7 separate regions of the Homo sapiens genome follow, and regions 1, 2, 3, 4, 5 and 6 are each linked to region 7. The links are chromatin contacts, found by Hi-C or POLR2A ChIA-PET in ENCODE. All regions are on one chromosome and are shown on one strand. The core of a region is the stretch at or near the end of the contact, and the rest is flanking DNA. Distances in the headings are between cores, read along the strand shown.

The links. A loop is a pair of places that touch in the nucleus more often than their neighbours do. ChIA-PET counts read pairs that join two places held with the same protein, here RNA polymerase II (POLR2A). Pooled maps may share reads with other maps.
Region 1: a pooled map of gastrocnemius medialis shows a loop between it and region 7 (10-fold over the local background). The contact joins the promoter of TOB2 here to the promoter of ATF4 in region 7. A Hi-C loop is called at or near these places in 11 of 50 pooled maps. POLR2A ChIA-PET finds 5 or more read pairs at or near these places in 3 of 52 experiments (HepG2, activated CD4-positive, alpha-beta T cell and naive thymus-derived CD4-positive, alpha-beta T cell).
Region 2: a loop to region 7 is called in a pooled map, with 11 times the contacts of the local background. The contact joins the promoter of PLA2G6 here to the promoter of ATF4 in region 7. A Hi-C loop is called at or near these places in 6 of 50 pooled maps. POLR2A ChIA-PET finds 5 or more read pairs at or near these places in 2 of 52 experiments (B cell and activated B cell).
Region 3: a pooled map shows a loop between it and region 7 (5-fold over the local background). The contact joins the promoter of L3MBTL2 here to the promoter of ATF4 in region 7. A Hi-C loop is called at or near these places in 6 of 50 pooled maps. POLR2A ChIA-PET finds 5 or more read pairs at or near these places in 2 of 52 experiments (WTC11 and endothelial cell of umbilical vein).
Region 4: a loop to region 7 is called in a map of CD8-positive, alpha-beta T cell, with 13 times the contacts of the local background. The contact joins the promoter of RANGAP1 here to the promoter of ATF4 in region 7. A Hi-C loop is called at or near these places in 2 of 168 maps with a recorded cell type or tissue (CD8-positive, alpha-beta T cell and naive thymus-derived CD4-positive, alpha-beta T cell), 1 of 37 single-sample maps with no recorded cell type and 11 of 50 pooled maps. POLR2A ChIA-PET finds 5 or more read pairs at or near these places in 1 of 52 experiments (B cell).
Region 5: a map of gastrocnemius medialis shows a loop between it and region 7 (10-fold over the local background). The contact joins the promoter of TEF here to the promoter of ATF4 in region 7. A Hi-C loop is called at or near these places in 1 of 168 maps with a recorded cell type or tissue (gastrocnemius medialis), 1 of 37 single-sample maps with no recorded cell type and 7 of 50 pooled maps.
Region 6: a loop to region 7 is called in a pooled map, with 18 times the contacts of the local background. The contact joins the promoter of RBX1 here to the promoter of ATF4 in region 7. A Hi-C loop is called at or near these places in 2 of 37 single-sample maps with no recorded cell type and 14 of 50 pooled maps. POLR2A ChIA-PET finds 5 or more read pairs at or near these places in 3 of 52 experiments (Caco-2, activated CD4-positive, alpha-beta T cell and activated naive CD4-positive, alpha-beta T cell).

Annotation. Positions count from the first base shown.
Region 1 is chr22:41,445,079-41,448,825 of GRCh38, reverse strand. It overlaps TOB2 (transducer of ERBB2, 2), which reads left to right and starts at 2,025. Exons shown (of 2, transcript NM_016272.4): 1 at 2,025-2,447. It overlaps LOC105373043 (a long non-coding RNA gene), which reads right to left and starts at 1,881. Exons shown (of 2, transcript XR_938274.2): 1 at 794-1,881; 2 at 1-707. RefSeq lists a silencer at 894-993 and enhancers at 864-1,559, 1,564-1,813, 1,560-2,255.
Region 2 is chr22:38,180,341-38,183,920 of GRCh38, reverse strand. It overlaps PLA2G6 (phospholipase A2 group VI), which reads left to right and starts at 2,091. Exons shown (of 17, transcript NM_003560.4): 1 at 2,091-2,257. RefSeq lists enhancers at 1,819-1,928, 1,845-2,139, 2,089-2,538, 3,169-3,238, 3,519-3,580.
Region 3 is chr22:41,203,978-41,207,465 of GRCh38, reverse strand. It overlaps L3MBTL2 (L3MBTL histone methyl-lysine binding protein 2), which reads right to left and starts at 2,154. Exons shown (of 17, transcript NM_031488.5): 1 at 2,080-2,154. The coding sequence starts at 2,103. RefSeq lists an enhancer at 810-1,310.
Region 4 is chr22:41,283,911-41,287,450 of GRCh38, reverse strand. RANGAP1 (Ran GTPase activating protein 1) reads left to right here and starts at 1,264. Exons shown (of 16, transcript NM_002883.4): 1 at 1,264-1,465. RefSeq lists enhancers at 372-421, 742-811, 842-1,061, 1,492-1,561.
Region 5 is chr22:41,379,942-41,383,745 of GRCh38, reverse strand. TEF (TEF transcription factor, PAR bZIP family member) reads right to left here and starts at 1,804. Exons shown (of 4, transcript NM_003216.4): 1 at 1,545-1,804. The coding sequence starts at 1,701. LOC105373042 (a long non-coding RNA gene) reads left to right here and starts at 1,835. Exons shown (of 3, transcript XR_938271.3): 1 at 1,835-2,006. RefSeq lists enhancers at 966-1,045, 1,827-2,121 and silencers at 1,256-1,955, 1,986-2,585.
Region 6 is chr22:40,949,645-40,953,111 of GRCh38, reverse strand. RBX1 (ring-box 1) reads right to left here and starts at 1,734. Exons shown (of 5, transcript NM_014248.4): 1 at 1,636-1,734. The coding sequence starts at 1,713. RefSeq lists enhancers at 414-1,002, 1,458-1,667, 2,182-2,772 and a silencer at 1,718-2,297.
Region 7 is chr22:39,518,639-39,522,116 of GRCh38, reverse strand. It overlaps ATF4 (activating transcription factor 4), which reads right to left and starts at 1,555. Exons shown (of 3, transcript NM_182810.3): 1 at 1,366-1,555; 2 at 446-763; 3 at 1-344. The coding sequence starts at 671. RefSeq lists enhancers at 1,078-1,127, 1,488-1,637 and a silencer at 2,018-2,217.

The sequences.
Region 1 (3,747 bases), core at 776-3,275, 1.9 Mb before region 7:
GTGATGTCAAGCGTTTTGCTGCATTAAATCAAGATCACACAGTCGGTAGCCGAACTGGGATGTAAACCCACCTATTTACATGGCTGCCTTAATCAATGACTACAAATACCAGCATCCCTTGCCGTGCCCGCTGGCGCAAACGCACACTCCCAAGGGCCCAGTCTTAGCGGCTGGATCCTAAACCCAATCAGACACCGCTTCTCCCTTTCCCCCGACCAATGGGAAGGCTGTTGCTAACACACCGGCTATATTTTTAGCTTTCAGTGCTCTGGGAGCGTGTGGGTCGGCTGAGCCTCTCTGCCTGGTGGGAAGAGCTAGGGGAAAAGAGAGAAGGGAAGGGGAGGGGGAAAGGGAGGGTGCAGCGGGCATGTGCGGGAGGGGGCGTGTGTGTGACGCTGTCACTCGCTGACGCACAAGGCAAGTAGTCCCTGGAGGTGCCCCCGGGGTTGCGACGCTCAGAGTGTGGGGGATGGGGGGGCGCTCAGGCTATCTCCCGCCTCCCTGTCCCGGTGGAGTTTGCCCTCCAGCCCGGCATTTCTCTGTTGCATTCAGGGAAAGTGCATTTAAACCCCCCACGCTACTGGTGCTCTCCGCCCTTGCCAAAAAAAGCGATCAAGGAAAAAAAAAAAGCAAACTGTTCGTAGCTGGAAACTTTCGGATCTCGCCACCCAACGTGGGGATGGCGGCTGCTGCTGGGCCGGAACCGTCTGGAATGACAAAAAAGGTGTGGGCGGGAGGGGAGAACTGGGAAATGGGAGATCTAAGGAGGGACCGGGGAGAAGACCTCACTCACAGTCCCCCGGGGGCTCCAGACTGCATCTTCCGGCACTCCTGTCTGCCTGTGACCGCAGAACACGGCCCTCCCTCCCCCTGGCTCTGTGTCCCGCACACTCACAGAGGCAGAGCAGCCCGCGTGGCCAGAGCCGGGGGAGGGGGCCTCAGCGCGCGGGCCTGGCGCGCCCAGTCCCGGGTTCGCGGAGCCTCGCTCCGCCGCCCGAGGGGCCGTAGTGGGTGCGAGCCTTGCGCCCGTTGCACGGTCAGGGGCCACCCCACGCCGGCGGGACTGCGACTAGAAGAAATGTGGGGCTCTCCCGCGTGCCCCACACTGGGGTCGCTGGCCAGAAAGAGCAAACAAGAGTTGGGAGAGGGGCTGCGCCCGCGCGCCTGCGCAGAGCCAGAGCCGGCCCTCCAGGCTGCAAGGAAAGGAGCGCCAGAGGCGGTGAGGGGAAGGTCCTTTGTGGCACTCGGCTAGTTTCACGGCCGTCAGCCTCGTCCTCGGCTCCTCTTACTCCCGCACAGCGTGGCCCAGGCCCCAGAGTCTCCCTCGCCTTTCTTTCGACGTTGAGCCCCCCGAGGAATCACAAGGCGCTCGGAAGACTCATGCCTGCCCGAAACGGGTCCGAAATGTTTCCAGAGCCCGCGTCGTCCCCTCAGTTCCCCCTCCCGCAGAGGCCGTAACGGGGCGATGCTATCGCCGCGGACACGGCCAGACGCTCGGAGCTGGAGGGAAGGCCCCGGGAAACGGCTCGGGCAAACGTCCGAACCATGGGCTCCGAGGCAGGTGCAGGGCGGACGACTCAGCGGGGGGTTTCCGGCGGGCATGGTGACTCCCTCCCCTCCCCCGCGATACTCGTCCCCCAAACACAACTAAAGGGAGAGTGCACTGTGCCCGGCTCGTGAGCAACCCGGCCCCAGGTGGTCCCCGGCCCTCACGGAGCGCCCCTGGGAGAACACCTCACACGACGCGCACAAGTTCAGAGTGGTATGGGAATGAAGGAAAGGAGTGCGGCGCGGCGCTGTGACAGGGAGGGGAAGACGGGGAGCCGGACGCACGACCGGCGAGCACAGAAGGGCACAGGAGCTGCTCCGCGAGATACCAGCGAGCTGAGGCGCGGGGCTGGCTGGGAAGTAGTCCCGGCCGGGCCCTGGCCCCGCCCCTGCAGGGCGGAGGGACGCATCACGCAGGGGTGGGGAAGCCGGATCCGTGCGCAGGGTTGCTAAGGGTGAAACTTTTCATTGACTTTGCTCACTTCGGGCCGGGGCGCGGGAAGGTGCGGGTTGTTGGCTGAGGCAAGCCGTGGCTCGGGCGACGCGGGGCCAGGAGGGCAGGACCGTCTGCCGGCGACAGCCCATACCGTCTGCCGTTGCGCGACACGAACCACCCTCCGATCCGCCATCCCCGCGTCGTCGCCGCTAGTCCGCCCGCCCGCCCTCGGGCCCCCCGCTGCCGAGCCCGACCTCCTAAGAGCTGAAAGAAATTATTGAGAGTCATAGTCCATAGCCCCCTGCTTCGTCCCCCAACCCTCAACGACGAAAAGGACTTCGGTCCCCTGGCCCGGCGACGCCCGGGAAGGAAAGGAGAGCGACCTCCGCCCCGCGCTCAGGCCACCCTGGAGGGAGAAGCCGCCCCGCGGCCGGTAGAGCGCCCCGCCGCCGCGGAGACCCGAGTGAGTGAGTTGGGGGGCGTGCGGGCGGGGGGCCCGCCCCGAGACCCAGCCGGCCGGACTACCTCTTCCACCCCGCCCCACTCCCGCTTTGCTGGACTCTCCACGTTGCTGCCGCTCCCTCCCCGCCTGGCCAGCATTTTCTTTCCCCATCCAGCTTCCCTCCAGACCCCACTTTCCCCAGCTCCTCTTCTCACGCCATCTGTGCTCCTGGGGTGCCCAAGAGCTCCTTTTTCTCCCAGTTCCAAGAGTGGCCCTCTCCTGGGTGGGGTGCATTTCCTCCCTTCCCCGCCTCCCCCGGTTCTTTATATCCTAGCTACTCGCTAGATCTTCCTTGTTCTCCAAAGAAACATAACTCCCCCCACCGTTAAATAAATCCGAGGAAGGAAGGGGATCCAGGCCTTGTTTTTCTGCTTCTTTTCCCGTGTGCAGGGAAGGGGGGTGGTAATTGTTAATAGACTCTATTTCTGGCTCTGTGGAGCCTGAAGGGTGGAGGGTGGACACCCCCTTTGGCGACGGGACAGGTCAGTGGAGATTGTCCTTGGGCCACTGAGCCAGAGTTCACCGTTTCGGCTGAGCTCTTTATACTCTTAAGTGTTTTAATGGAAAATTGGGCAGAAAAAAGTACCCTTAGAGCAGTGCCAGTGAGTGGATTCTGCTTATCTTGGTAAGGTGCCTGCGAGGTGGGGCCCTACCCCCAAACTCCTTCCCCTCCTGTCCGGAGGATGAACTGTGCCCTTGACCACCAGAAATCTGGGAGGGGAAGGAGGGTGCAGAGAGGAGGCACAGCCGGCAGGCCCTCTCCCTCCCCCAGGAGAAACCAGAACCCCGCACAGCAAGCTTCAGCTTGGGGACGGGTGGAGGCCAGTCTCTGGTGCTACTCCGTATCTAAACGGTCTTTTTCTCCTTCTTACCCACCGTACCCTGGGAATGGGTCCTTCATCTCTGATTTTCCGGCAGAAAAACAATCCTATTGCTTTCTTGGGCTTCTACCCCCATCCCTCCGTGAAGCATAGGGGGAAAGAAGCTTGTGTGGGAGGAAGGATTAAGGAGGTTTAACACCCAGCGGGGGAGCTTGCCGAGGATCTGGTAAGTCTGGTCGTAAAGCAGACCTTGCAATGGGAGGAGACACACAGAATTTTAGTATGAGAAGATGCTCAGGTGTCAGGTGTACAGTTTTTTTCTTCTCTGCCTGGGAACCTTTTCCTATTTCCCTCTCCCGGATCTGGTTACTCAGTCTTCGATTAGAAATGGGGTGAGGCTTGGGCCCTGCTGGCCTTGGCCTGGCGCCTCCCCACAGCTT
Region 2 (3,580 bases), core at 842-3,341, 1.3 Mb after region 7:
CTGGGACCAAAGGCATGCAAGACCACACCTGGATAATTTTTGTATTTTTTTTAAAGACGAGGTTTCTCCATGTTGCACAAGCTGGTCTTGAACTCCTGAGCTCAAGTGATCTGCCCACCTCGGCCTCCCAAAGTGTTGGGATTACAGGCGTGAGCCACTGTGCGCAGTCAAGCTGAAACTCTTAAGCAAATTTTAAATCTTACTTTAAGGAACAATTTCCTCACCTGTAAAATGGGGACACGAGGATATGATGGAAGTGAAGTCACTTTGTAACTGGTAAAGCTCTGTACAGATATTAGTTAAGATGGTTAATTTCATTAACCTGTGAAGATTCTTAACTAAACCTTGCGCAAGTTGCATTGGCTGCCCTGTCTAGGCACTAATATCTTTAGACGGACTAAGGAGGAAACACACTTTTTTTTTTTTTGAGACAGAGTCTGGCTCTGTCACCCAGGCTGGAGTACAGTGGCATGATCTTGGCTCACTGCAACCTCTGCCTCCTGGGTTCAAGCAATTCTCCTGCCTCAGCCTCCTGAGCAGCTGGGACTACAGACTATGGCCAGCACACCCAGCTAATTATTTGTATTTTTAGTAGAGATGGGGTTTCACCATGTTGGTCAGGCTGGTCTCAAACTCCTGACCTCAAGTGATCCACCCGCCTCAGCCTCCCAAACTGCTGGGATTATAGGCGTGAGCCACCGCACCCGGCCTACACGCTTCTTTTCACAAGAATGACACCCGCAACTATACTTCCCACGTAAATGGAGAGCAGTCTGGCAGATTCATCTAGACCTAGGGTTGGGTGATTATTAGGGAAAGAAAAGGTCCAACCAAGCCAGTGGGCTGAAGAGAGGACATGACCTGCTCAGTCCGAAGCAGATGTGTGACTAAAGTCTAGTCTCCTGGCTTCTCTGCAAAATACCTCATTATCGGCATTATTAACCCTAACAACTGCCATTTATTGAAATCCCACTATGTGCACGAATGGGGACCAATTTACTTCTAGATATTACAACAATCTTGTATTACTGTGCCCACTTCCTGGATGATGGGTCTGAGGTTCACAGAGATCATTTGCCCAAGTTCCTACTGAAAGTGCTAAGGTATTTCCTGAGACTGGCTCAGGGTGTGTTGCCAGACAACAATGCACACATTTTTAACACAATACTAAACTTAGTATATTATACTTATGTTAAAAATTTCGGAGCCGGGCGTGGTGGCTCACGCCTGTAATCCCAGCACTTCGGGAGGCTGAGGCGGGCAGATCACTTGAGGTCAGGAGTTCGAGACCAGCCTGGCCAACATGGTGAAACCCCGTCTCTACTAAAAATACAAAAAATTAGCTGGGCGTAGTGGCGGGCGCCTGCAATCTCAGCTACGCGGGAGGCTGACGCAGGAGAATCGCTTGAATCCGGGAGGCGGAGGTTGCAGTGAGCGAGATCGTGCCACTGCACTCCAGCATGGTCGACAGAGCGAGACTTGTCTCAAAAAAAAAAAAAAAAAGGACATGTGGTAATTCCCCTAGGGAATTTGGCCTTAGTTGTGAAAAATAAAAAAGCTATAATCAATTTCTGTTCTATCGGAAAAAAATGTATTGGCTGTTTAGCTGAAATTCAAATGTAACTTAACATCCCGTATTTTTTATATGCTACATCTGGCAACCCTGGCTTGAGGCTACCTGGCAAAAATCAAAACAGGTTCCTCCTTGTTATGCCCTATGCCTCTGTTGCCTTTATTTTTATCTTTACGAGCAATCATTAACAGTAACTTCAGACTCCAGGCTCTGGTCGCTTTAGGAGGCGGAAGGCGGACTAGGGTAGGACTCCTGGCCCTCATCAACAGGACTGCCAAGAAGCCGGGCACCTTCTGCCCCGCACAAACATGGCCGCGCCTCGCCGCCGAGGATTGGCTCCCGCCGAAAGCTCGTCCTCCTGGCTAAGGGAGCCCCTTCCATTGGGCAGTTAAAAAAAATGGCGGACCCCGCCTCCCGCCGTCCTCGGGCGCGGGGGCGGAGCCTAGAGGAGGCCTGGGACAGGGCCACCAGTGATTGGCGGAGAGCGGTGGTCAGGCCATCACGTGGCCCGAGGCCCGTTTGTTTGCGGAAGTAGGAGGAAGTAGAAGTGCTGAGTAAGCCGAGGTGAGTGACCTCGCGGGTGGGCGGGGCCTGGGGGTCCGTTCCCCAACTTCCTCGGCGCTCCGGACTCCCAAGTCTCCGCCGGACCCTCCTTTGGATATTCCTCGTGTCTCCGATTCTGAGGCATGTCCTCCATTAACCCTTATGTGACTCCCTGAGTGCCCCCACCTTCCATCTTTTCATCCCCCTGCGTCCCCAATTCCCATCCCGAGACCGCCCGTGTCTCATCTCGAACTTGTGGACCCCAGGGACCCCAGCTTCGACCCTGAGTTTCTCCCCTGAACCCCAGTCTCCTCCGTGTGTCTCCCTCAGTATCCCTAACTTCCCGAGTCAATCCATCTCTTCTCTTTCCCCGACCCTCAGTGCCTCTTTAGGCCCCATTGGCCGTCCTAATTTTCCTTCCTGTGCTCCTCTAAGTGCTCACTTGATTCCCCACTTCACGTCCGTCTCCACCTTTCGTGGTGCCTCTACTCATTTCTCACTCCCTGCTTCTCCTGCCTTTCCTCCCTGCTTTTTTTCCTTGCCTTTCCTCTCTCGCGTGCCTCCAGACCTGCCCCCGACATGCTCCCTCCTTCCCCTCAGCCTGGCCACCCCAGAGTCTCCCACCCCTAATCCTGTGTCCACCTCCTGCTCCCACAGATGACTTGGAAGCTGGTGACAGGGAGCATGTGACCAGGGTGATCATGGGACTGGGTCGGGGCAAGCCTGTGGGTGTGGGACAGGGAGGGCACAGGGCAAGGGGACCTGTGGCCGTATTTTTAATGGGCTACCCACATGACCCCAACGAATACCTCCCCCTAGCTTCTGGGTCTTTCCCTCACCTGCCTCTTACCCGCCCAACAGGATGTCAGGCAGGTTCGGTTTGGCAACGTTGAGGCTGCACCCTTGGGCTGAATGCATTGTTTTTGAATGCATTGTTTTTGTTAGAGTTTCTGCCTGGAGTTTGGAACCTGTTTTCTGTCCAAGTCTCAGTTTCCTCATCTGTGACAGGGGAACTGTACCTCCTGCCCTCGTAAGTCTGCCATGAGGTTCAAAATTTGAATGAGAAAATGTAGAAGGTAAAGCTTTATAACCAGTATGGCCCTGTACAAATACATGATTTTACTGTTGGGTCATAGGCAGAATTGAAAGGAGTGGAAAGGGAAAGGGCTAGAATGAGAAGACAAGGAGAGAAGGATGAGCAGGAGGTCCCTTGTCTTTCAGTGTATCATTTGGCAGTGTTTGTTCATCACCTCTTGTGAGTCAGGCTCTTCTGTATATGTTCTCTTCACCATTCATTCAGTCATCGTTTATCTAACAAATATTTACGGACTGTCTGATGTTCTAGGCTACCCTTGGTGTGGCCAATGATATTCTCACTTCACATGAGAAAAAGAGGGCGCATGAGTTGCTTGAGGTCACACCGATGAGGTTGAAGCTGGAATCTGACACCAGAGCCTGTGTGAT
Region 3 (3,488 bases), core at 905-3,404, 1.7 Mb before region 7:
GGATTGCTTGAGCCTAGGAGTTCAAGACCAGACTGGGCAACATAGGGAAACCCTGTCTCTATAAAAAATGGAAAAAATTAGCTGGGTGTTTTGGTTAGGGAGGCTGAGGTGGGAGGAACTCTTGAGCCAGGGAGGTCAAGGCTGCAGTTAGCTATGACTGCACCACTGCACTCCAGCCTGGGTGACAGAGAGCAACCCTGTTTCAAAAAAAAAAAAAAAAAAAAAAAAAGGATTTGGGGGAGAAGTAAGAGACGATACAGGCAAAGCTCTCAGAATAGTGACTTGCATATAGTAAGTGCTCAATAAAGGTTGCCAATTTTTACTGGTTGAAAGCATAGGCTCTGATTTGCCTGAGTTTGAATCCTGGCTCTAACATTTATTAACTGTGTGATTTTGTGCGTATTTTATCTTGCTGCTGTCATCATTACAAGAGAGGTAATAAGCTTTCTTTAGAGAATTCTTACGAAGATTGAGATAAGATATGTAAAACCTAGTTCTATTTCCAGCAGTCAGTAACAGCTCTAAAAGTGTGACTTGCTATTCTTATTCTCCACATGATTATTCTCGTTTACCCTTGCAGAAAGTTTGAGCTATTCCACCTTATATTTGCAACTACACATGCAAATATGCTAGAAAGGAAGCAATTTTTTTTTTTTTTTGAGACACAGTCTCGCTCTGTCGTCCAGGCTGGAGTGCAGTGGTGCAGTGGCCCGATCTCGGCTCACTGCAAGCTCCGCCTCCCACGTTCACGCCATTCTCCCGCCTCAGCCTCCCGAGTAGCTGGGACTACAGGTGCCTGCCACCACGCCCGGCTAATTTTTTTGTATTTTTAGTAGAGATGGGGTTTCACCATGTTAGCCAGGATGGTCTCGATCTCCTGACCTCGTGATCTGCCCGCCTCGGCCTCCCAAAGTGCTGGGATTACAGGCGTGAGCCACCGCACCCAGCAAGGAAACAATTCAAATATAGGTACCCTTGTCAGGCAGGGTGACAGAGACCACCTATAGTCCCAGCTACTTAGGAGGCTGAGGTGTAAGGATTGCTTGAGCCCAAGAGTTAGAGGCTGCAGTGCGTTGTCATCACGCCTGTGAGTAACCACTGCATTCCAGCCAGGGCAACATAGGAACACCCCGTCTCTTAAATATAAGGTGCCCAGAAACCAAATGATTAAAGGATGAGGCGGGGTGCAGTGGCTCATGCCTGTAATCCCAGCACTTTGGGAGGCCGAGGTGAAGCAGACAGATCACCTGAGGTCAGGAGTTCGAGACCAATCCGACCAACATGGCAAAACCTCGTCTCTACTAAAAATACAAAAATTAGCCGGGTGTGGTGACACATGCCTGTAATCCCAGGAACATGGGAGATGGAGACAGAATTGCTTGAACCCGGGAGACGGAGGTTGCAGTGAGCCGAGATCGCGCCACTGCACTCCAGCCTAGGTGACAGAGCAAGACTCCGTCTGAAAGAAAAAAAAAAAAGGATGAGTGGGTTCCAGGTTGCAGTACAGTGTGAAAAGCATAACAGGCAAAGTTTCAGAGGCGGACAGACTTAGTGCCAATCTCCTTCACTTTCCAGCCGGGGTAACTTCCTGGGGTGTCGCACCACCTCTAAGCCTCAGTGGCTTGAACGACAAAGACGAAAGAATAATACATGATTGCTGTGAGTGTACTGGAAGATAATGCACGTGAACGTTACAGACAAGGAGTGATGTTCACCCAACTTTAATCTCCCTTCACTTCCCACCTCATGTAACAGGCCTCACAAGCCCTAAACAACACAGCCACGAGACAAGCAGGATAAGGAAGATTCAGGAGCTCTCAGATCCTAAACCTAGTTCCCTTTCCCCCAGGCCAGGGACGGCTGTTCCTCCCTGAACTCCTCGCCGAACGTTGGCCCCAGCAGGAGAGGGGCAAAAAGTAACGTCAATTGCCTCTGCCCCTGGCTCAGTTTAACTACCTCAGTTTATCCATCCTCCCACCCTCCACCCTCCAGGCGTCGCTAAAAGCCCTAAAGAAGGGCCCACGGAGCGAGGCTCTCGGAGTTCCCTTTCCCAGTCACGCTAAGTCCTCGCCTTCTCACCTCAATACTCCGGGGCTTCTCCATGAGACCTCAGTTTCGCCAAGCGTCACCAGGTGCAGGAAGCCATATTGGCCTGCCCCGTCGCTCTCCGCGAGAGCACTCATTGGTCGCCTCCCTGAGCCGCGGGCCAATCACGCTGCAGGAAGGAGGAAAAGCCGGTTCCGTGCCTGCTCCCGCCATTCTCTCCCTGTGGGCGGGGAAGCCGCGGGCGGTTATGGGAATTGTAGTTCGCATGTGTGCAGGGTGAGTCGTTACCATAGCGACGTGGAAACCAGGGGCGCTGGAAACCTGGTGCGCCTCACGCCGAGTGTTCCAATTACGCCAACCTCTTGACTTCACTGGATGTTATTCTTCCCTAAACGGTTATTGAGCACCTATGATAGTCACTGTTCCAGACTCCAGGAATAACCTCGTACTCTCCCGGGTTAGATATTTAAGGTGCCCTTTTGCTGGGATGCATAGCAGAGGGACTCATTTCCAACTCAGGCAGAAACTGGACTACTCCAGATTAAAAAGAAAAAAAAAAGGAAGAAACTGGAATACTCTGTGTGTGTGTGTGTGTGTGTGTGTGTGTGTGTGTGTGTGTGTGTGTGTGTTTTCTTGAGACGAAGTCTTGCCCTGTCGCCCAGGCTGGAGTGCCGTGGCGCGATCTCGGTTCACTGCAACCTACGCCTGCCAGGTTCAAGCGATTCTCCTGCCTCAGCCTCCCAAGTAACTGGGACTACAGGCGCCCACCACCAAGCCCGGCTAATTTTTGTATTTTTTAGTAGAGACGGGGTTTCACCAGGCTGGTCTTGAACTCCTGACCTCGGGATCCACCCGCCTCGGCCTCCCAAAGTGCTGGGATTACAGGCGTGAACCACCGCGCCCGGCTGAAACTGGAATATTCTTTTTCTCAATACTGTAAATGTCCAGCCTGCTCAAAATCTTACAACATTCCTCCTTCACCACTCTCTCCTGGGTAAAAACCTCGAATCTGAGGCTCTCTGCCTCATCCCGTTAGGGTTTCCCACAACCTCCTTAGACACCCTGAGTTCTAGGTGCTGTTGTGGAGCTTTGCAAACATCTTTTCAAACCCTTAGACATCCTATCACCGTTTGAAAGAAGAGGAAGTGGTGGCTCTTCACCACTTCAGGTTTAGGCACTTTCCAAGATCACACAGGATTGGGATTCCAAATTTAGTACAGATTCCTTCCCTATGCCATGCCGTGTCCCAGTGAATTAATTGAGACTCTAAATGCAATATGTGGAGGCTGAATACATATAAAATATATGCCTAAATTTGAAGTCCGCCGTGGAGATGTCAAACTCTTCCTAGAGGTCTTTCTTTCCTTCAACCCCTTCCACCCTAAACCCCTGTATCCATGCTGTCAACGTGTTGGTTTTTCTACCTCCAAAATATATCCTGT
Region 4 (3,540 bases), core at 15-2,514, 1.8 Mb before region 7:
TATAATCCCAACACTTTGGGAGGCCAAGATGGGCAACAAGAGTGAAACTCCATCTCAAAAAAAAAAAACAAAAAAAAAACGCTGTTTGTGTTTTTATGCTTAAATTCACACCTACAGAAAAGTTGCAAAAATGTTCAAAGAACTCCCATATTCTTCAACCAGATTAACTGATTAACATTTTGCCACATTTGTGTCTCTGCTTTCTCTATGTATATGTATAGGTATATTTCTTTTAACCATAAAGGTTGCAGACATCATGTCCTTTTTGTCCCTAATTATTTCAGCATTTTTTTCCAAGAACAAGGGCAGTCTCTTACATAACCCTGTACCATAATCAAAATTAATAAATTTAACATTGATACAATACTATTATCTAATATAGTCAAGTTTTGCTGTTTCAGTATTGTCCTTTATAGCAATCCCCACCCAGGATCCGATCCAGGACCATGTCTTGCATTCAGTTGTCTTTTTCGTTTCCTGTAATCGGCAACAGTTCCTCAGTTTTTCTTTGTCTTACATAATACAGACATTTCCGGAAGGGTACAGATCAGTTATTCTGTACCATGTCCCTCAGCTTGGGTTTCTCATGATTAGACTAAGGTCATGCATTATAGACCGGACGGTGACGCCGTGTTTTTCTCAGTGCATCACACAGAAAGCGTGCGATGAATGTCAGCTTGTCCTGCTGTTGATGTTAACGTGGCCGTTCAAGTGGTGTCTGCGGAGCTTCTCTACGATAGTTACTATTTCCCCTTTTTAATTATCAGGTAATTTGTGCATATTTATGTGGAAGCCTTCGAATGCCCTTTCAGTTTCATGGGACGGAAAAGAGTCTTTTCTTTCGGGAAATGGATACCTGTGTCTTGCCCAAGAGACCCAGCAGCCAGCAGTACCTGTTATCAACAAAGTTACGCGAACAAAACCTTTCCGGAAGAGCTGAGGGACCTGGGTGCAACGCATTCTGGGAATTGTAGTCTCTGGGCGCTCCCGGCTGAACACCTCCCTGCGGTCTCTGCGAGAAAGAGCCAGAAGCCACCAGGGGAGGGCGAAGAGGAGGGCGGTGGAGGACGCTCTGCGCGCGGTGCGCCATGGGACGGGTAGTTCGCGGTGCGCGCCCCATCGCGCTCCCAGATGGGGAACCGGACTACTCTACCCGAGAGGCCGCGCGAGCGGGGCGAGGGCAAGCCGGCCGGGGCCTCGAACAAATCAAATCGAAGCAAAGAAACTGCCGGCTTTCAAAATCCTCCTCCTCCGCCATCATCCGCCGCGGTGCGGAGAGCAGGTGGTGCTGGAAGCGCGTGAGGCCGGGAGCTCGAGAGAGCTAACAGACTAGCCGGCTGGACATCTGGACCGCTGGATCCGGAGGTGGCGACCCCGGCCTGACCCGGACCCTAAATCCGTCCCCGCCCCAGAGGGCGGAGGCGCGCGCTCGATTCCCCCCACGCGGCGGCGCCGCCTGTTTACGGTAGAGTCAGGGTCCCTTTCCTTTCCCCGTCACCTGCCTGGAACAGGGGTGCGGGGCGAGGAGGGCGTGGCGCCCGTGTGCGCCTTCTGCCTGCCCCCTCGGCCTTCTTCACTTAGCCTTCGACGGCCGAGCGCCCCAGGGGTGGCGGTGGGAGTGGGGTTGTTGAGCGGCGCTGGCTCCTTTCACAAATGGGGAAACTGAGGCTTAAAGGGCGTCTGACTCGCCAGAGCAGCTCAGCCTGCAGCTGCTAGCAGTGGCGTCTCATATTAGCATTGTTGTCAACCGGAGGCGGTGCGAGTCCGCCGGGGATTCCAGATGGGGCTCCTGCGCCGCCCGCCTATCATTTGCGGCCTGTATTCGCGCGTCGCTCCCGCAGAGCCACCTCCCAGCAGGCCCACGCCCGCGGGGGCCCCGGGCTGGCGCCGCTGTCCCTGGAATCGATGTGAGTCACTGCTGACGCTTTGCAGGAGCATGCATCTCACCTCAGAAAGTCTCTGACGTTGCTGCGGAGCGGGGAGAGGATGTTTCTCTATTAGCCCTTTGCTTTTGCTCTGGCGCTGATCCTTTGCTGACCTTGGACAAATCAATTTACGTTTCTGTGCTCCAGTTTCTTGGTTTATAAAGTGAGTGTGGAGGGGTGCATCTCTGTCTCGCTCTCTCTTGGACTGAGGAATGGGCCCCCGTTCAGCTGAGAAGTTCTGTCCCTATTCTATCTGGAGGCTTCACCACCACCTTTTACCCTCAAATTGTCCCATCTCAGAACTGCAAGAGATGCTGGGGTTTCAGGTTAATTTTTTTGTTGGTTTTTCTTTAAATTTTTTTATCTTTTTAGAGACGGTCTCCTTCTGTCACCCAGGCTGGAGTGTAGTGGAACGATCACCGCTGAACTGCAGCGTCGGCTTCCTGGGCTCAAGCGATCCTCCCACCTCAACCTCCCAAGTCATGGGGACTACAGATGCCATCACACCTGGCTAATTTTTAAATTTTTCTGTGGAGACAGGGTCTCATTCTGTTGCCCAGGCTTGTCTCGAACCCTGGTCTAAAGTGATCTTCCCGCCTAGCCTCCCAAAATGTTGGAATTACAGGTGTGAGTTATTGCACTGGGCTGGTTTCTGGTTAATTTATTTTTTGAAACAGGGTCTCCAGAAGTACAGCAGCAAGATCTCAGCTCACTGTAGCCTCCACCTACGGGGCTCAAGTGATCCTCCCACCTTACATCCCAGGTAGCTGGGACTGCAGGCACCTGCCACCACACCCAGCTAGTTTTTGTATTTTTAGTGGAGACAGGGTTTCGGCATACTGCCCAGGCTGGTTTCTAACTCCTGTGCTCAATCGATCCGCCCACCTCAGCCTCCGGAAATGCTGGGATTGCAGGAGTGAACCATTACACCCGACTCTGGTTAATTTTTTTTTTTTTTGAGACGGAGTTTCACTCTTGTTGCCCACGTTGGAGTGCAATGCCACGATCTCAGCTCACCCCAACATCTGCCTCCCAGATTCAAGCGATTCTCCTGCCTCAGCCTCCTGAGTAGCTGGGATTACAGGCATGTGCCACCACGCCCGGTTAATTTTGTATTTTTGGTAGAGACAGGGTTTCTCCATGTTGGCCAGGGTGGTCTCGAACTCCCGACCTCAGGTAATCCACCCACCTCAGCCTCCCAAAGTGCTGAGATTATAGGCGTGAGCTACCGCACCCGGCCTGGTTAATTTTTATTTTATTTTATTTTATTTTATTTTTTTGAGGTGAGTCTCGCTCTGTTGCCCAGGCTGGAGTGCAGTGGCGCAATCTCAGCTCACTGCAAGCTCCACCTACCGGGTTCATGCCATTCTCTTGCCTCAGCCTCCCGAGTAGCTGGGACTACAGGCCCCCGCCACCAGGCCCGGCTAATTTTTTGTATTTTTAGTGGAGACGGGTTTCACCGTGTTAGCCAGGATGGTCTCGATCTCCTGACCTCGTGATCCGCCCACCTCAGCCTCCCAAAGTACTAGGATTATAGGTGTGAGCCTTTGCGCCCGGCCCTGGCCTGGTTAATTTTTATGCAATTTCAACTGGTCGTTTCTTGAGCACCTTCTAA
Region 5 (3,804 bases), core at 555-3,054, 1.9 Mb before region 7:
AATAAAGGATACTTTAAATCAGTGTTTTTGTAAGGTGGAATTTTAAATTGTAAGAGATAAAGGACTAGTCCATCACTCAGGTCATGCAACAGTGGCTGCCAGCATGATACAGTAGAAAGAGCACCAAACTGAGGGTCAAAAGTTATAGCTGTGTGACCTTGAGGAAGCACCCTCACCTCCCTGAGCCTCAATTTTCCTCATCTGGGAAGAGGGGAGAATACCCTCTAGGACTGTTAATGAAATAAGATGATGTCAGCGTGCTTTGCGAGCACTCTACGAATATCGGGTAGAATTCTTGTTATGGATGGTTATTACCTGGTAATTTCAAACAAGAAACTGTCAGATGTGTACACCTGTCCCTGCAGCTTGTCTCAGCCCCAGATTTGGAACAAAGCACCGTCTCAAAAACAAACAAAAGGGTTTGTGCACATGAGGTCCCAAAGCAGGAGGAGAGAGGCTGGCCTCACCTGATGTGCTGAAGCTATTTATAACTCAACAGTGACAGCCACAGGGATGGGAGCCTCAGCATACACCCAGGAAAGGAAGAGAAATGGCATTTTAAAAAGGAAAATCCATTCCCCAGGCCAGACAACTCTCGAAGGCCTATCCCTTTCCCAAACCCTGAATAACTGATGGCTCTTGGAAATGCAAAGGTCTCACACTCAAAGTATACCTCAGTGCACCCACAACCCCACCACAGGCGGCCCTCCTGCTGCTCCCTGCACCCCATCTCCCAGGGCGAAAAACAAGGCCAGACCTGCTTTCCGTATACGCCCCAGTGACGTTCCTGGCCTAGGCAAAAAGATGAAGCTCAGTCCTGCCGCCGTGGCCCCAGAATCTAAGGGTCAGCCCCAACCAACCAGGCGAAGGGCCTCAGTGGACTCATCTGACCCTCATCGTTTCTCTGCTTGGCCCAAAACTCCCCTCCCAAGGCGCCTCACACTACTCGCCCACACCCCCCCCACCCGCTCAGCAGAAGCCCCGCAACAGAAAGGCTCCCGTTGGACCTAGTAGCTGGCGCTACTCACACCCAGGGAGGAAGCCAGGTCCCTCCGGGAGGGGTAAGGCCACGTACGATGACAGTTCGCTACCCTAGGCCTGCGCTTCCTAAACTTTGGTGTACTTGGAAAATAATGGGGGTGCGGTGGGGTGCTCCTTAAAATGCAAGACCCCTGTCCCAGTGACCGCAGATTGGGTGGGGCGCAGGAACCAGCAATTTAAACAGGCATCCCGAGTGACTCCGATGCAGGTGGCCCCGGGGGAGGGGCCCTGGAGCGTCATTTAAGTGACTGCTCCCGATCCCCTTCCGCCTCCTCAAAACCTCTCCCCACCCTCTCCCGCCAGACCCACCGTCTCAGCCCGCCCCTGACCCTCTGTCCTCAGCCCCCCGGCCTCGTCCTCCAGGCTCCTGGTCATCCAGGCCCCATCCCCCTCCGCTGGACCACTGCTCCCTGACCCACTGCCTCCCCGGCCCCGCCCTCACGAGGCCCCGCCCCTGTATAAGCCCCGCCCCCAGCCCGCGCGGACCACCCCCCCGCCCTCACCGAGGCGCGCCTCGCGCGGGGGGTTCTCCATCAGCTTCTTCAGGACCAGGGGGAAGGACCCCGACAGGCCCCTTTCCCCAGCTGCGCGCCCCGGCCCCGGACCGGGTCCTGCCTGCGGGTCCACAGGCGGCTTCTTTCCGCCGCCCGCGTCGGACATCGTGCCCCGGACTCGGCTCGCGCACCTCGCCTCCCCCGCCCGCCCCCCGAGATGGGCCGGAGCCGTGCGACCCGCTGCAGCTGCCGACACGGGCAGCTACTGCGCAGGCGCCCAATGGCGCCCCCGCCTCCTTCCATCGCTACCCCGCCTGCGGACCGGCTCTGGCACATTAATTATTCATGAGGCCAGGCCAGCTTCCCCGGATCGTTGCTCTGGATTGGTCCAGCCTGCGAGAGGGGCAGGCGCAGATCCTCGGGCCGTGATTGGTCGGGCAGCCGGGATAAGATAGACACGTGCGGGGCCAGGTGAGGACCCTCGCGGAGGCCCCGCCCCGCCGCCCCTGTGTCCCCTGATTGGCGCCTGCTGGAGTCTTTGTGGTGGGCCTTCCTCGGCGCGGTCCCTTCCCTCCTACCAGTGTTCCCCCTTCACCGCCCTCTTCATAACCCCCGCCCTCCCCAACCACCGCAGCCTCTCCCTCTTGTCCCCGACTTGCAACCTTCCCGACGCGCCACCGAAGAGGGGCGGAGCTCGGAGCGGCCAGGCCGGCCAAAGCGACCTATCCGAGCTCCTGCTCGCGCGGCGTGTCCACCCCCCGCGGGTCACGTGGAGCCGCAGCCGAGTCTGGTCGCGGGGGGAGGGGGCAGAGGAGGAAGGCGCGGGAACAGCCAATGGAGGGCGGGGGCGGGGCCCGGGGCGGTGCACGAGGCGCCGCACGTGCGGGGCTGTGGCGGGGCGGGAGGGGAAGGGAGGGACGGGTCTTTTTGTTCTGGGGACTCTGCCCAGGGTCGCGGGGCAGGGACGCTGAGCTTAGCCCGCACTTCTGCTCCCACGCGACCCAGAGGTCGCCTGAGGGCAGGGCCGGGGACCGCGACCTGCCAAGTCGTAGGGATGGCCTGAGCAGGCTTGGCCGCCCTAGAGCGGGGTGTCGGGTTGCCCACGCATCCAGATCAACACTAGCGTGGAGGGAGCATTCCTGAAGCTCTGACCTGAGCCAGGGCCCGAGTACATGTTTCCGCCCTCCCACTTACTAGCTTATGACCTTGGGAAAGTCCGGTTGCTTCACTGGAGCTTGTTTCCTCGGCCATAAAATTAAGAGGTTGGGCTAGAGAATCTCCACAGTCCCAAACAGATGTGAAATTCTTTTCCTTTCTAGAACTCTCCCTTCTTTTACCTAGAAAACAAAAACCTCCTTGACACCAGGTACCGATGCCACGTTTTGTGGGAGAACCACCTCCTCTCTTAAAATATAAAGCCTCCCCGGGAGTTCCGCAGAAATCCGTAAAAATGTAATATGTGGCGCGGTACACAAATGGAAAGCTGCTCCTAAACAGCGCTCAGAACTTTGTACCTCTTTATAGTACAGATCAGACTCCGCTGCAAACCCAGGCAACATTAGACTCCCCGCTTAACTCCCGGAAGGCAGAGAGCTTGGCTTGTTTATCCAGCATCCCTACAGTGGCCCAGCCCTTCTAGCAGGAGGGGTTGGGGGGGTGGTATAGTGATAGTCCTTGGTTCAGGGGGTAGATGCATGATCCAGACACCCACAGCCAGCTAAAAGTTATCAAGCTGATGCAATCAGAATTTTGCTGGGGCTGGGCTTGGTGACTCACGCCTGTAATCCCGGCACTTTGGGAGGCAGAGGTGGCGGATCACCTGAGGTCAGGAGTTCGAGACCAGCCTGGCCAACAGGGCGAAACTCCGACACTACTGTAAGTACAGAAATAATTAGACGGGCATGGTGGCTGGCGCCTGTAATCCCAGGTACTGGGGAAGCTGAGGCACGAGAATCGGTTTGAACCTGGGAGGTGGAGGTTTCAGGGAGCCGAGATCGCGCCACTGCAGTCAAGCCTGGGCGACAGAGGGAGACTCCATGTCAAAAAAATAAATAAATAAAAATAATTTTGCGGCGGGGTAAGGAGGAAAAAGAAGTTGGGTAGCTGACCAGGCCTGGAAAGCAAGAGATTTGAAGGACTTTGGGTGGTGGTAGAGACAGGATGATAGGTCTGATTCCAAAATTCAAGCTCTCACTGCCACTGTAATTGAACCTCAGTCATTTTCTGAATCTGATGCCTCGATTGCTTTACCTTTTCAGGCCTCCTTTTC
Region 6 (3,467 bases), core at 485-2,984, 1.4 Mb before region 7:
AGCTGAGGCAGGAGAATCGCTTGAATCTGGGGGACGGAGGTTGCAGTGAGCCAAGATCGTGCCACTGCACTCCAGCCTGGGCGACAGAGTGAGACTCCATCTCAAAAAAAAAAAAAAAAAAAAAAAAAGGGCACAAACTTGAATTTCTGTGCAGGTTTTGGTGGCAGTTGCAGAAGAGCTCAAAATCTGAATAAGTATCTGCTCTACACAGCTCTGGAAGCATGAGCAATGAAGTGAAAGCTAGAGAACAGAATGAACTAAGATAATGACTGGATCATAAAATGGGTAATCATGGGATAAGCTGGATAATTAAATACCCGTGTCAGTACACAGAACAAGGTCATCACTTAAATCTTAGATTACTTCATAACAAATTCTACAATTCACTAGAATTTTGATTCTTACCATAAAATAAACTGATGTTCTCAACTTTTATATGTTTAGACTCTTCTATTAAGATAATAATTCCAGTAAGAGTTTAACAGAATTTCATTCATTCAACTCTGGCTTCCTCAATTACAAATACTCCCAAACCTTCTTCGCTTTCAAACCCCATTCTCAGTGCCTAGTAACTTCTTTACCACTTTTCACATCACAGCTTCAAGGTGGAGGAAAAGCCCCTACTTCTATTATTTTTCAATATGGCTGCTGGCTGTAACTGAGCAGCAGTGGCCACAATGAGACACCAAAAAGCACTAGGACGGGGGATATTGTCAGTGTTTAGCCAGATGTTCTAGGAATATCTTCCCTATTTTAGAATCTCCATTTTGAACAGCTTTCATGTTAGGTGAGAATCGATACTGTTCTCCCAAACTGTGGCAAACCACTAAAAGGCATTTCATGCAAAAAGACACGTTCCATTTTTGCTTTCCCACGCTTACCAAGTCGTTCGCGACTAGTACTCAACCCTCCCTAACTGCCACAGGATTTGGGCTCGGATTTTCTTAACAAGTTCCACCATGCTTTTTATTATTATTTTGGAAGGGGGAGATTCTGGACGTGACAGAGAACCCAAGAGTGGGGTGGTTGTGTGAAAAGCCAACAGACGTCTCAGAAGAGCCAAGCATTACACTCCAGACTCTAACCAGGCAGTGTGAGGCCTCGGTTCAGCGAGGATCCCTCCAAGTGAGAGGACCCCTCCAAGTGAGAGGACCCCAAGCTTCAAAAAGGGGCGGAGCAAGATCACCAAGGGGGGTCCTCAGAGGCCTCTAATGCGGTAGGACCTCAGGTTCCAGGCTCTCGCCGCACTGCCCCATCCTCCACCGCCGCATTCGCTTCGACTCCCCATTCCACCCACCCCACCCCACCCTACCCTGTCCTTCCCCCACCTCTCAACCACTCCAGTGACAGCTCAAGCGCTTGGCTCCCGCCGCCAAGTCGCAACCCCGCGTATCTCAATAAGCAGCTCTGTGATTGGCCCCTTAGCCTCACAGCGAAACCAACACTTCCCCCAACAGTGGGCCGCCGTCACGCCGATCAACTCTAAGACCCGCCCCCCGGCTTCCTTTCGTGGTACCCGGTCCCAGGAACGCCCTGAAATGAAACCCTTTACTCCGCGCCTCGACCATCCTCGGGCCTGCCAGCCAGATCCGCGCCTCTCTAGCTTCCCTGAGGAAGGCGCTGGCGAGACCCAACCTTTTTCACTTCAAAGCGCTTCTTGCCCGCGCCGCTGTTGGTGCCGCTCGGGGTATCCACATCCATCGCTGCCGCCATTTTGGAAACACACGGTCTGTCGTCCGACCACCGCGCCTGCGCAGCAGCGCACACTTCGCTCCCCCCACCTCCCCGGCACCTCCTCCCGCACCCCACCCCTTACTGGCGCGCGAGGCGGAGGTGGGGGCGGAGCACGTGACCACGCCTCTTAAAGGGGCTGTCGCAGGTCGCCCCACCCGCGAACTGTAGGCCGGGGAGGGGGCGGTGGCCGGAGTGGGTGGGGCGGGGCCGGGCGGGGCCGGGCGGGGCCGAGGCTACGTGAGCTAGCCGGGTGGAAACGTTCGAAAGGGCTCGACGTCGCCGCCTCCTCTGGGAAGCCCCCGGCCGCACTCCGTCAGCTGGGGCGGCGGCTGCTTCCTCCGCCTGAGCCAGACCTGCGCCGCAGTCCTGTCCTGCCTGCCGGGCTCGCCGAGTCGCCGCGCGGCTCCCGGTGCTGGCGTGGGTGGGCGCCCGCGGCCTGCCCCGAAACCCAAGAGTCCTCGCTGGTCTTTCGCAGACTCTGACCCGCTTCCGAGCCAGGCCCAAGGTGCAGTCCCCGTGGGAGGGCTGGGGCCCAGGCACCGTCTGGTCTCCGATTTCTGTTCGGGAACTGCTCAGGGATTCGATGGGGAGAGAGGAGACCCCCGAAGTTCCTCCCTAAGGCCACACTGAGCAGGCCCCCAGCCCTGCCTTTACTCGCCCGCCAAGCCTGGGGGGTGGCCTCTGCGCCCACATAGTCGCAGTCCTAGGACCGCCTTTGGTCGTGGTGCACGGTTTCACCGTAACGTGTGTCAGTCCCCACTCCGCATTCCTCAGTTGTCATCTTTGTAGGGTGATTTCTCCCCGATCTGTGTCCTTTTTCCGCTGCTTGTGCTGTAGTGAAACCGACCCATCTGCAGTCGCTGTATTTCTTGAATTTTTGTGAGGCATTCTTTTTTAACTCTTGTTGCCCAGGCTGGAGTGTAATGGCGCGATTTCGGCCCACTGCAACCTCCGCCTCCAGGATTCAAGCGATTCTCCTGCCTCAGCCTCCCGAGTAGCTGAGATTACAGGCGCCCGCCACCACGCCCGGCTAATTTTTTGTATTTTTAGTAGAAACGGGGTTTCACCACGTTAGCCAGGCTGGTCCCGAACTCCTGACCTCAGGTGATCCGCCTGCCTCGGCCTCCCAAAGTGCTAGAGCCGCTTTTTTTTTTTTTCTTTTTTAATTTTTTTAAAAAATAGAGACAAGGTCTCACTATGTTGCCTAGGCTGGTCTCGAACTCCTGGGCCCAAGTGATCCTCCCACTTCGGCCTCCCAAAGTGCTGGGATCACAGGAGTGAGCCATCCCACCCGACCCAAGCACCTGTACTTTGTCACTCTCCCATTTCTGGCTAGACCAGGACTCCCTTTGACATCTCTAACCTTGCAGAGGTGTGACTCTGCCAGAGCACTCTTAGATGTCGTACAGGTGCATTTGAAGCCTTGTATTTTCTCTTAAAAGATAACTGGCGGGTAATGGAGCGTGCTGACTCTATTGCTAAAGAGAAAGAATAGGCTGGGCGCGGTGGCTCACGCCTGGGAGCCACTTTGGGAGGCCGAGGCAGGTGGATTACCTGAGGTCAGGAGTTTGAGACCAGCCTGGCCAACATGACGAAACCCCGTCCCTACTAAAAATACAAAAATTAGCTGGGTGTGGTGGCACGCGCCTGTAGTCCCAGCTACTCAGGAGGCTGAGGCAGGAGAATCTCTTGAACCCGGGAGGTGGAGGTGGCAGTGAGCCGAGATCGAGCCA
Region 7 (3,478 bases), core at 306-2,805:
TTCAGTGATATCCACTTCACTGCCCAGCTCTAAACTAAAGGAATGATCTGGAGTGGAGGACAGGACCCCTGGGGAAAGGGGAAGAGGTTGTAAGAAGGTGAAGGGGGCAACCTGGTCGGGTTTTGTTAAACTTTCTGGGAGATGGCCAATTGGGTTCACCGTCTGGGGGGGCTGCTTATTAGTCTCCTGGACTAGGGGGGCAAAGAGATCACAAGTGTCATCCAACGTGGTCAGAAGGTCATCTGGCATGGTTTCCAGGTCATCTATACCCAACAGGGCATCCAAGTCGAACTCCTTCAAATCCATTTTCTCCAACATCCAATCTGTCCCGGAGAAGGCATCCTCTGCAAAACATTTGAGTGATGGGGCCAAGTGAGTCAGATACAAAGGTAGGAGGCCCCTAACCCTAGATCCCACCAGGACGATGTGGTGGTGGCCCACTCACCCTTGCTGTTGTTGGAGGGACTGACCAACCCATCCACAGCCAGCCATTCGGAGGAGCCCGCCTTAGCCTTGTCGCTGGAGAACCCATGAGGTTTGAAGTGCTTGGCCACCTCCAGGTAATCATCTAAGAGACCTAGGCTTTCTTCAGCCCCCAAACCCGACTGGTCGAAGGGGGACATCAAGTCCCCCACCAACACCTCGCTGCTCAGGAAGCTCATTTCGGTCATGTTGCGGTGCTTTGCTGGAATCGAGGAATGTGCTTAATTCGAAGGTGTCTTTGTCGGTTACAGCAACGCTGCTGCTGAATGCCGTGAGAAGCCTGAATGAGAATCAGAAGCCAACTCCCATTAGAGGTTAGCTGTTCTGAGAATTTCATCCTTCCACTTATGAGGCGGGACTTCTCTAGATCGGCCATCTAGAGAATCGGGAACAGGGCAGTTGTATTTGCCCCTCCCTGCTTGCAACTCAGGTTCCACAAAATGGACGCTCACGGAGACCAGGGGATTCTTCCACCGGCCGCCAAGAGGAAAGCGCTCCGTCCCCACGTCCAAATACGGCCAGGGCGGCCGCGCCCCGCCCACCGCCCGCCCTTGACTCACGCCCGCGCCGCCGCCCTGCCGCCGCCATCTTGGTTCCTGCCACGTTTCGTGGGGCAACAGCCAAGACCCCTGGGACCCTTGCGGGGCTCGGGGTCCGAGGGCTGTAGGGCTCCTGGGGAAGCAGTCCGGGCACCCGACTACGCTTTCCCGATCCCAGGCACGCGAGCGTCTCGGGGACACCCAAGCAAAGACCACGCGTCCCGGGCGCTCGTTAAATCGCTTCCCCCTTGGCGGCACCGCCCTGGCCCCAGGCCGCACCCCACCAATCCAAAACCCGCGCCGGCCCCAGGAGCACAGCTGGACGACCCGCCCCGGTACTCACGCCATGGCTTAAGCCGCTGGGGGTTGCCGCTGCAGAGCCTGGTGCTGCTGCCGCCGCTGCAAAGGCCAATGCTGCCGCAGGCACTGCTGCCCCTAATACGCCATGGTGGCCGTGGACCCTGAGGGCGGGGAGGAGGGAAAACGCACACGCGCAGAGAAAACTACATCTGTGGGCGGGCAAAGTAGAAATGGCTGCCGTGGCCGCCCGCCGGCCCTTTATAGACTTCGTCTCTATGGGGACGCAGCACAGACGCATCCTTCCGCCGCGACCACGTGACCGTCTCCTCCCGCCCGCTCCCTTCCCTCCCTCCCTTTGACGCCCCAACCGTTTATGCCCAGGGCGTAGCTGTGACGAGAAAAGGAGTTTGTTCTTATGGCCTCACGAAAGGAGAGAGGTGTACTACTTTACTAGGCTTCTATGATCAGAGTCCGTTCTTTCCTTCGCCGCCGGAGCGCGGAGTGATCTCCCAGACACGCCTCGCTTCCGGTGTCAGCGCAGTGGGCGGGGAAAGGTCGTTTTCCGGCGAAGAGTTTTTATTGTGAAGGCCGAGGACGCCAGGTTATCGCGCGAGGTGCTGGCGAAGAGCGCGCGTCAAGGTGATTGGCCCAGGCCCGGTGAATCATATATATCTCGAGCTCTTATTGGCTCAGGGCCCTAGATGGGCGGCTGCTGGGAGAGGGATCCCGGGGTCCGCGTGGGAAGGGTTGGGGTCTCGGGTCGCTGCTAGTCCTCAGCCAGCCCCGCCTGCTGGCCCGCCACGATCGCGCTGGCTCCTGCCCCCAGGCGGCCTTAGCCCAGCGCACCCCTTAGTGGCCTCAGGGACCAGCCCTTGCGGTCGGATCCCGCCGCCCTCAGTGGAGGTCCGCACTGGTGGCCCCGCCGCCGCTCCCAGCCTGCGCGTCCTTCGGTTGCGGGTGGTGATTTGTGGCCTGCGGAAACCGGGGGGTTACCTGTTCCAAGCCTGAGTTTTCCAGAGGCCCCATTCATAGCCGACACGGCGCTGCTGCCCCCGGGAGGTTGAAGGGGCCTCGAGAGGGCGCGCCGGGCCTGTCCACCTACCCCCAAAGGCCGGCTGAGTCTGCATGGCTCCTCCTAAACTCTGGAAAGGAGCCGGGAAGACGCGCCGTCCTGTCGCCCAACCTGGGTTTTTACAATTTTCATCCGGCTCAAGTGCAAGGCTGCCACAGAATAGCATCATAGAGGAACTTCTGGTGTCCGAAGATTGCGTTCTCCTAAGAACAAGATTTTCTTCGCTGCCGTCTCCCTGGGGTAGTTCGGATTCACTCCGGATTCTGAACTCCCCGGCCTAACCCGCTTTTCAGCAGTCACGCCCATGGCCCAGGGAGGAGAGGCGCTTGGGAACCCACGGCCACTTACTGGGGGTTGTGCGTTGGGAAGGGGTAGTCTGTTTTAAGAATACAAGAAACCTCCCCATCATCCTTCAGCCCCTTCCAGTCAGGCCCTGTGAAGGTGGAAACTTTGAGTTTCCGCCTCCATTTCACTGGGCCACACAAGTATGAGCGCTGTGATATCAAACAACCAGGGAAGCACTGCTCTAAATAACCACAGGCCATCTGCTGCGCTCATTCAACCTCGCCCACAAATCCTTTCCAATGGTAAACCGAGGCCCAATGGGATGAAGCTTCTTGCTCAAAGTCACAAGGCTCCCAGTGGAGGGAGTATGGGGTAGGAGTTAGAAGACAGATTTTGGGGAGCGCATCCAAAAGAATCCTGGCTGGGACATTTTGGCTAAATGACTTATACTCTCTGAGCCTCAGTTTCCTCATTTGTAAAATGAGACTACTGATGAGTATCCTTGCCTCATGAAGTGAGATCATACATGTAAAGCACTTAGCACAGTGCCTGCCTGGTACATGTAAGCGCCCAATAATGGTTGCTGTTGCTGCCACTGTTCATAGAACTCAGGTCTCCTGACCCTGACTTCTGCCACTCTCCATCACATCCTCCTGCTGCCTCAGAGGACTCTTCATTATTATTTAATGAGATGAAACCAACAACTTTAAAACTGGTATACACAAGGCATACTGGATGCTGGAATAAAAGTATGTTTTTTCTTTCTCCTTGGGGAATCGTGAGTGTTGAGATATACAGA